Regions from separate parts of the Homo sapiens genome. Here region 1 is linked to region 2. The links are chromatin loops, found by intact Hi-C in ENCODE. Cell type or tissue: GM12878. All regions are shown on one strand.

Region 1 (5,000 bases), 63 kb after region 2:
ACGACATATAAGGTATTACTATTATGAAACTAAGCCTTAGAAATTTTAACAATATCTGCTTTTACGGACAGACAACCCTTGATCTCTCTCTTACCTCCTCTATTTCTGGAAAATGAATCCCTAAGTCATCAGTATTGCTACAATTCTCAAGAGGTTTAAAAATCATCTTAGGCCAGACGCAGTGGCTCAATGCCTGTAATCCCATCACTTTGGGAGACCAAGGTGGGCGGCCTGCTTGAGCCCAGGAGTTCAAGACCAGCCTGGACAATGTGGTGAAACCCCTTCTCTACTAAAAATATAAAAATTAGCCATGCATTGTGGTGCCTGCCTGTAGTCCCAGCTACTTGGGAGGCTGAGGTGGGAGGACCAATTGAGCCAGGGAGGCCAAGGCTGCCGTGAACTGTGGTCATGCCACTGCACTCTAACCTGGGATACAGAGCAAGACCTTTTCTCAAAAAAAAAAATTAATTAATCTAAAAAGTAAAAATAAAAACCACTCTACCACCTTACCACAACGGAAAGAGAGTAATTGAGTTTGTATTTAAACAGAATGCTACCAATTCCTTCTCTACCTTGAATCTGTGATCATCCTGGTATTTGAAATTTTAAAGGAATGGGAAAAGGTTTTTTTCATTTTATTTATTGAAAAGTCATTTATTCAGCACCTACCAGGCACCATGCTGATGGTGAATAAAACAGGTGACAGACTTTTACCCTACCAATACTTTATTTCCAGCAATGATAATTTACTGTCTGGATTGCTCTAAGGTCTTCCTGGGCCTAGACTTGCCTGACTCCATCCCACATTCTATGTAGACAGCTGCCAAGTGTTATTTCTTAAACATAAATCTGTTCATGTTGCTTCTTCAGTGATTTCCACTGTCCGCGGGATAGTCTACCTCAGGAGGTGTAAATGGCCTTTCATGAATGTGTCATGGCCAAAAAGGCCTCTTCCTCATCCCTTGCCACCCCCTGCCTTTACCTTCTGCCCTCCACCTACACACTTTACTTTTCAAGGAACCTTGCAGTTTCTCACAAACTTTCTCACAGATTCTCGAGCTGGTCCTTTCCCCTCTCCAACTGCTTTTTTTTTTTTTTGAGACAGAGTCTCACTCTGTTGCTCAGGCTGGAGTGCAATGGTGTGATCTTGGCTTACTGCAACCTCTGCCTCCCAGGTTCAAGCGATTCTCCTGCCTCAGCCTCCCGAGTAGCTGGGATTACAGGCGCCTGCCGCCACGCCCAGCTAATTTTGTATTTTTAGTAGATAGGGTTTCACCATGTTGGCCAGGCTGGTCTCGAACACTTGACCTCAAGTGAGCTGCCTGTCTCGACCAACTGCTTCTAAAACTGGCCACCTCCTTCAAGATTTCTCTAAATATCCCATTCAAGAAGTTTCCTTGATCCCAAATATGGATTAAATGCTCCTTCTATGTTCACCCCTCAAAAATTGGAACTAGGTTTATTATATCTTTTCTAAATTTTTGATTATAAAAGACACATGTTTACTAAAAAAAGTTCAGAAAAAGAAAAGTATATAAAGGATAAAATGATAGAAAATCACCTACTCTACCACAGGCAATCACTGCAAAATTTCTCTATATATCTCCACCTGTAACTCCAAGTTCACTATACATACTGATTTGTAACTTTTTTTTTTTTTTGGCTCCTTCCAGGAAACAATGAAACTTTACTTTCTTAACACTATATCTTACTACTTTTCCATGTGGGTACAAATAGATTTAAATCATTTTTATTGGCTGTACTATTTTTCACTGTATGATAGTACCAACTAATAACCTTTATTAATGGGCGGTTAGATTCCCCATTTTTTTGTTCATTATATCCTGATCTTAGGTTTATCCTAACATTTTTAAAGAGATCCTTGCGGTGTCATTCATTTTTAAATTCCCAGTGCTCATACCAGTGTCTGGCATACAGTATTTGTTAAGAGTTCCATGTGAAAGATGAGCTTAAGTTTCTACTTAATACTGAGAGTTCGAAAATCAGACTGCTGTCTACAAGCACTGAGCAGTGCATTATTTTCTTGATCTCATTTGCAAATGCAGTCTGTTGGATTAACCTATTAATCAAAAAGTAATACAGCTGCCTTAAATTCTTTCTGAAAAAAACAGCAAGCTTTGTGCAAACAAAACACAGATACAAAGCTATGCATAACTACGAGGCGTGAGTTATTCCTGCCCCGGCAAAGGAAAGATGCATGACCTTCAGACTGCAGCACACGCAGAGCGGGTCGCCGGCTCCTGGGGCAAGGAGCTCAGCCACAAGAGACCCGCGGCCTGCGCTTTTCCAGACAGGACCACTGGTCCTGAGCTCTTTTCCCCGGCGTCCGCCAACGGGACTATGCGAGGTTTACAATGGAGAGAGATGGGGCCAGGACCAAGCCTTAGGTTTCGCGCTGACCCCTCGCGAGGTCCAGAGACAACCCACCGCCCCACCCCCGGCGCATGCGCAGAGACGCCAGCGCTCGCAATTGACTGCATGCGAAGGACCTCCGCACACACACTCACCCGCCGAGGAAATTAAGGGACGCGCAGCTTTTGTATTACAGCCTCCAGGCCCCAGCACTCTTAAAAACCAACCCCCGGAGGAGCCCAGCTTACGGCCACTCCACATCGCGACAAACGATCCCACCTCTTTTCCGGTCCCTCCCGAAAAAAGATCCCCAACATAAAGGTTCCGAGATCACTTTCGCCGTCTGCAGCCGACTTTTTTTTTTTTTTTTTTTTTTAGCAGAGTCTGTTCTGTTGCCCAGGCTGGAGTACAGTCCCCATCTCGGATTCTGGGATCACTGCAATCTCCGCCGCCCGGGTTCAAGCGATTCTCCATGTTGGCTGGTCTCGAACTCCTGACCTCAGGTTATCCGCCCGCCTTGGCCTCCCAAAGGGCTGGGATTACAGGCGTGAGCCACCGCGCCCGGCCTGCAGCCGACTTTCATGATTGTATTGTTGAGTGTTATGTATGTATGGCTATACTTTCACGCTCATTTAGCAAATTGCACATGGAATTAAACTGCAAGATGTTTTTACTATCATAAACAACTTTGAAGATACTTTATTGCTATAGGACACCTCAAACCTCATGTTCGAAGTTGACCTCAATCAGGCCATTACTTCGTGCTGTGTCTTCTTTTATTGCCATGTAGCTCTATTTCACACTTAACAGATGTCTCTTCAAGGACTTTTATATTCCTGTAAGACATTGACCCTACTGCTAAGAATGCAAGAGTATGGGAGCACTTCTTCCTCAAGGGAAGAATTGTTTCCCCTTTCAAGGCACTCAAATATCAGATGGCCAGAAGGCCAAATGTAAAACTTATTTTCTGCAAATGACTATTATCTTGTACAGGGTATATACATCATGTAGTAGGAGGCTTCTGTGGCTCAGTCTAGGCAAACTTCATTTAGAGCTAGGAACAGTGATCAGTAACATTTTACGTCTAAATGCACAAAGTCTTTCTTTGGGTAAGAACAATGACGAATCTCCAACATTGAAGACAAAAAATTATTCTGTATTTTCAACAGGTAGGGTCAAATTGGTAAAGGGTTCTTTCAGTTAGCGAAATTTACCGCTCAGGAATCTTTTTTTTTCTTTTTTTTTTGAGACAGCCTCACTCGGTTGCTCAGGCTGGAGTGCAGTGGTAGGATCTCAGCTCATTGCAACCTCCGTCCCCCAGGCTCGGGTGATTCTTCGTGCCTCAGCCTCGTAAGTAGCTGGGATTACAGGTGTATGCTGCCATTCCCGGCTTAATTTTTGTATTTTCAGTCAGGGTTTCACCATGTTGGCCAGGCTGGTCTCAAGCTCCTGACCTCAGGTGATCTGCCTGCCTCAGCCTCCCAAAGTGCTGGGATTACAGGTGGGAGCCACCTCACCCAGACAGCAATAGTCTTTCATTCATGGTTCTTAGCTAAAATATTGACCTCCTCCTAAGGGTGGTCGCACTTTTCAGTTGCTATGTCCTCTTCAGAGCTCCTCTACCCTTAGATACATGATCCTCTCTCCACATGAAGGCAGAAAGCTCTGCACAAAAGAAAATGTAGCACGTCTTGTATTTATTGGAGTGACACATCCAAGGAAAAAGCAAAGTGCAAGCACAATTAAATAAAGTTCTAGGAGCTTTATATGTACTTTCTTTGAAGGTACCACACTTCACTGGGCTTCAGAGCCTTTCCACTACATTTTAACAAGAAGGGGAATCAATGATTTGCTTTATGCTGACAAGTATGTCTTTTGAACACCCAGAACAGGTCTGGCCCAAATAAGCAAAACTAGCTCATAGTATTTCTCGCTACAAACATCAACAAAGGGCTTTCCCAATGACCCTTAAGCCTAAGTGGTATTGGAAAGTTGTAATGGCTGTAATGCAGTATATGGCCATTGTTGGAGATATTTCCCCAGACTATTATTGTTATGGTCTCACCCGTAAGTCTGCGTATTTATTTTGCTCTAAAACTCTTAATGTCTGTTTTGTAATTCAACTTTATAAACATTTTTTTTTTCATCCAAGGGTAAAGTGCTCCCTTGTAGCTTTGAAATGATATACAGCTGGGCGTGGAGGCTGACACCTGTAATCCCAGCACCTTGGGAGGCTGAGGTGGGCGGATCACCTGAGGTCAGGAGTTCAAGACCAGCCTGGCCAACATGGTGAAACCCCATCTCTACTACAAAAAGTACAAAAACTAGCTGAGAGTGGTGATGGAATCCTGTAATCCCAGCTACTTGGGAGGTTGAGGCAGGAGAATCGCTTGAACAAGAGAGGTGGAGGTTGCAGTAAGCTGAGATCACGCCATTGCACTCTAGCCTGGGCAACAGAGCAAGACTGTGTCTCAAAAAAAAAAAAAAAAAAGAGATATACCACTACATCCACTCAGTTTAACTGGTAAGTTTTCACATTTACTTAAAAATTTTACATAAATTGGTAACTCAGAATAATTCTATCATAACTTCTACCAAAATCAGAATGTGGCAGATTTAACCAAGGT
Region 2 (5,000 bases):
CTCTCCCCACAGTCTAACCCCTCTATGACCTGGCCCTTCTTGGGCCCCATCTCCCAGCACTGACTCCCATGCACCCCATGCACAAGCCATACAGAATTACATGCACCTCCCTGCTATAGACTGAACGTTCATGTCCCTCTAAAATTCATGTGTTGAAACCTAACCCCCAGTGTGTTGGTATGTGGAGGTGGGGCCTTTGGGATTATGATTAGGTCATAAGGGCAGAGCCCTCATAAATGGGATGAGTGCCCTTATAAAAGAGACCCCAGAGAGCTGCCTTGGCCCTTCCACCATATGAGGTTACAGTGAGAAAGATGACCATCTATGAGTCAGGAAGCTGGCCCTCGCCAGACACCAAATCCACTGATGCTTTGATCATGGACTCGCCAGACTCTGGAGCTGTGAGAAATAAACTTCTGCTCTTTATGAGCCACCCAGTCAAAAGTATTCTGTTATGACAGCCCAAACGGCCTAATATACTCCCCAAATGCCTCCTTCTTGCCTCTAAACTTGTGCAGATGTTGCTCCCTCTGCCTAGACATCCTAACCTTTCCCGACCACCAGCCCCTTCATCTGCCACTCCCAACTGTCCTTGGATTCCGTTTTGACAATACCTCCTCTGCAAAGCCTTCCCCCCTTCTCTCTAGTGATAGCTGGCTGCCTTTTCTTGGTTCTTCAAACCCTCCCCCAGCATTAACCATTACAAAGCCTTGATGTCTGCCTCCAGCCTTTGAGCCACTTGATAACAGGTATACATACCATCCTGGCCACTAACACTCATTCATTAAGTTTGCAGAAATAATGAATTATTGATTAAATGAAAAAAGGCTTTGCTTTTGAGCCAGCTACTGCTAAGTAGTGTTTCTAAGAGATGACACATACTTAAATAGAAAAATGGGAAAAGAGAACAAAGAGATGTGCCTACGGAAAATGAAGAAGGGGCTGCCACTTTTCTCTTGGAATCCATGGCTCTTCACTCTCCACTGGGAGGAGACCCACTGCAAAAGGAATCATGAATCATTAACTGAAGAGGACAGAGAGGGTCAATTTGGAAAGCTGACAAGGCTAAGCAATTAACTTATCATTTTGAGGATCTATTTCAAGAAGTTGAAATACTAATTTTCCTTATCACAACGAATGTATCTAATCTCTTCTGCAAAAATGGGGTCAAAGAGATTTTTTAAAAGACTATCTTAGAACAGAGGAACAAAACCTGCTCAAAAATGTTTACAGGTGAACAAGAAAATGGTCAAAGAGAAGCTGACCCCTGGTATTTTAATGAAGATATCATGCATTATAACTTAATACCTGGCCCGTGATAGAAATGAATATTTATAAGTGGGAACCCATAACAAACTACAATTTGATGACTGAGTATCAACACCTGGACTTCCAACTCATGAGAATGCCTTTCTCTGCATAGGGCTACATCCTTGCTGTCTTTTGCTTATACTCTGAATATCTACTCAAGAATACAGGAGCATATGGTATGTTTCTGTAGTTTCACCAAGTTTCACAAGCATTACATCAACTCCCCCAAACAGGGGCCCTCGCTACATCTAAAACTGGGGTGGGGAGAAAAGAAAGAAAAGGAGAACATATGAACAAAGTTATAAACAGAAAGAGTAGTCTCTTGGCTTTTAGAAAAGATCTTGGTTAAGTCAATTTATGAAACTATCCCATCTTCCCCCATCTCCTGAACTACACTCAAAATTGTAAAATTATGGCCAACCTAGAAGCAAGTTTGAATTCACTGTTCTAATGCCTGTGTGTATGTGTGCACGCGTGCACACATACACACAGGCATTAGAACAATTTTTGTTATTTTTTTTTAGAGACATGGTCTCACTCTGTCGCCCAGGATGTAGTGCAGTAGCGCGATCACGGCTCAATGCAGCCTCGAACTCCTGGGCTCAAAAGATCCTCCCGCCTCAGTCGCCACCACACCTGACTGTTTTGTAGAGAGAGGGTTTTGCCATGTTGCCCAGGGTGGTCTCGAACTCCTGGGCTCAAGCAATCCTCCTACCTCAGCTTCACAAAGTGCTGAGATTACAAGCACGAGCCACCACGACTGGCCCTAATGCCTATATTTTTATGGGTGAAAATATTATAATAACTAGATAGTCTGAAAATGATACCCATATGGGGTTGAAAGACTCTGAAGACGCTCACTGACATCCACAAGGGGGCAGTATGTCACACTGAAGAAGCTGCAGTGTGTGTCACCCAAAATCAGTTTCATTCCAGTCATTTGACCCCGTGTCAAGTTGACTTCCCTTTACACCAGCTTCTCTGTACTTATGTATTCAGTACAACAAAGGGGATTTTTAAAAACTGTGTTCTTGATCTTCAGTAACAGTTTTTATAATGCAAGGGGGACATCAGTGTATAGATTTCAAGTGGAAGAAAAGCCACTTTAGAGCTGAGTGTGTTTATTTGAATAGACCTAAAACAGTTTCAGAATTATGTGATGTAATATAACAATGCTAGCTTTCCATTGCCTTTGCTTTTCATAAAATCATGCCTGGGGTGTTTTTAAGGTTTCAGGCCAACATAAACATATGAAAACTCCACATAATTGAATCAATTGAGTCAAACAAGGTAGGCTTATTAAATTTCCTCTTCTGGCTATGTGAGTATAGACACAACCTAGGAGCTCACTGACTGTTAGAATTTAACAAGATATCACGGAAAGCTCATACCTATAATATTTTCCTACAAATTTTGGTCAGATCCCTATATGCTGGGCCTCAGCTTCCACAGGTAGACATTTTGTGTGTGGCCTTGGAACCAGAAGAGCAGAGGATGGGAGGTGCCTGAGGGAAGAGTATCTGAAGATTCTCTGCCTGGGGCATGGGGAAAGGAGGGTCTTTTCTCCATTGGGATTTAGAGCTCTCCTAAAAGTCTCTTCAGGTTTTCCCCAAAGCAAGAAGTTGGCTAAAGGCTTGAGAACCTTAAGAAACAGATTTGTTTTTCCTTCTGCTACTAGGGACTAAATAGAACTGTGGGAATTAGCAGTGTTGCTTTGAAAGTTTATTAGATATGTGCATCTCAATCAAGACCTTGCCTCCCACCCTCACTATTTTTTCCTCAAATTAACCATTGAGAAGACATAAGCAAGAAATAATAGCTAACCCCTCCAACATTTTTCAAATTAAAAAGTGAATTAGAGAAATAAAATTGTCCTTAGAAGAGTCTACATATGACCCAAGCAGATCCCCAAGCCTTTGGAAATTTGTAGTCCACAAAATTAAGATCTTTTCCCACGGGGTACCACTTCCCAACTCTCACCTCCATCCCTTACCCCACCCACACTCCACCCCGCATGGAGTATCAGCTCGGGGCTGGTGAAGGAAGAGATGGAAAGGGCAGGGCAGGGATGAATTTTTAGCAAGGAGTAAAGTTATGTAAAATGATATGTACGCACACACAGAACAAAAAATAGTGATGTGTGGTAGTTGGAAATGTTGCTGGGTCAAAAACTTTCTAAGGGGAATATATATTTTCTAAACCATTATGGAAATCAAAGAGTTGTAGCCAAAGTGACAACTAAAATGTATGGCTTTCAGCTTTTCAGACAGCTAACAAAGCAACAGCTCTGGCAATCAATGGGCCCATCAATCAAATGAGGTAGTGCCTTGGAGGGCCTCTGTCGAGGGAAGGAACATGGGTCACGTGGCCTTGTGCAGGTCCTTCCTTTCCCTTCACAGCAGCAGAACTGACTGGAGCCTAGTAAGCAAGTGTGATGGGCTCTTCGCAAGGCCTTTCTCAGAAGCTAAGTTTTTCCTGGAAGCTATGCATGTCAGATGCAGTCATGCATTCTGGTTCCCTGTGACTGTGACTGCTGCACACCTTGGGAGGGGAGCCCCAACAGTTCCCTACCACTATTGTAAGGAAAATACCTGGTTCATTCCATGAACACTGAGTCTGATTACTTCCACACTAATCTGTACCCCTGTCTCCAGCCTCTCCCCAGCCCCCTCCTTGCTGCCTACTCTATCACCTCTTTAGGGAGTGGTGGGTAGAAGTGGAGCTTAGGTCAGCCCTGGAATAAACTGGGCAAGAATCAAAAGTAAAAAGAGAAAAAGAAGAGGGTCACTTAAAATCCAAGAGATAGGAACAGCAAGTTCTCCATTTAGAAAGAGAGTAGAATAAATGAAATAGGGGAGGAGGAGAAGAAAGAACCTTCTCCAGTCAAGCCCATATTGAGGATATCACTCAGCGGGAGAGGTTTAATAAAAGCTACTGGGCCAGCATCTGCCTGCAGATAACAATTAATGCCAAAAACAATGGGCTTAACAACTCTTAATTCAATCTTTGGAAAAAGATAAAGTTTGCAGAAATCAAGAGAAACTTTCTCTATCTACTGGGGTGTAGAGAAAGGTGCAGAAACTCCAGAAAATGGATGAAAGAAAAATTTCAAAAACCATAGACTAATGAGTTTGTAAAGCAAGAACCATATCTTCTTAACTCACATGGTACCACCGCCAGCTCAAGGCTACAAAAAACAGAACAGGGAAAACTCATCAACTCGTGTGATGGTTCAAACTTGGGGAATACAAACTAGGAGTTTGCAATCAAGCCAAAGAAAATCCAGAAAGGAGTAGTATGCTTTACTTCTGGAACATACAGAAGCTCTTGTTATCTATGGACAATTGACCCTAGGAATTCTATCTTGACTTAGTCTTCCATTCCCTCCTCTGAGTCTCTGACATAATATTATTTTAATTCAACAGTTTATACAGTATTGGTAAAAAGCCCTGAGTCCAATCAATTCAACTATCTTCCTCAACTCAGTGAGTTCTAGTCTAGATCAAGGCCCATCAAATTATAGTCCACAGGCTAAGAAGTTTTTACATTGTTAAATGGTTGAAAAAAATCAAAAGAAGGATATGGTACATTAAATGAAATTCAAGTTTCAGTACCCATAATAAAGTTTTAGCAGAACACGGTCATGCTCATTTGTTGGCATACTCTCTTATCACTGCTTCTGTGATAAA

What was found. A loop is a pair of places that touch in the nucleus more often than their neighbours do. Peaks named below come from ENCODE experiments on the same cell type or tissue, not always from the same donor. Only the 100,000 strongest peaks of a DNase experiment are listed, where the experiment ranks them.
Region 1: it touches region 2 in a loop (5-fold over the local background); 25 of 110 quality-filtered maps call a loop at or near these places.

Annotation. Positions count from the first base shown.
Region 1 is chr6:99,391,546-99,396,545 of GRCh38, forward strand. It overlaps COQ3 (coenzyme Q3, methyltransferase), which reads right to left and starts at 2,650. Exons shown (of 7, transcript NM_017421.4): 1 at 2,529-2,650. The coding sequence starts at 2,634. RefSeq lists an enhancer at 1,906-2,545. In GM12878, no CTCF peak of the experiment used is centred here; a DNase peak (open chromatin) is centred at 2,626; H3K4me3 peaks cover 1,554 bases; H3K27ac peaks cover 594 bases.
Region 2 is chr6:99,328,083-99,333,082 of GRCh38, forward strand. The region is part of intron 3 of FAXC (failed axon connections homolog, metaxin like GST domain containing); the gene reads right to left. Among named protein-coding and RNA genes, the nearest start is that of FAXC, 19 kb to the right of the region's middle. In GM12878, a CTCF peak has its summit at 2,195 (motif pointing right); a DNase peak (open chromatin) is centred at 2,259; H3K4me3 peaks cover 225 bases.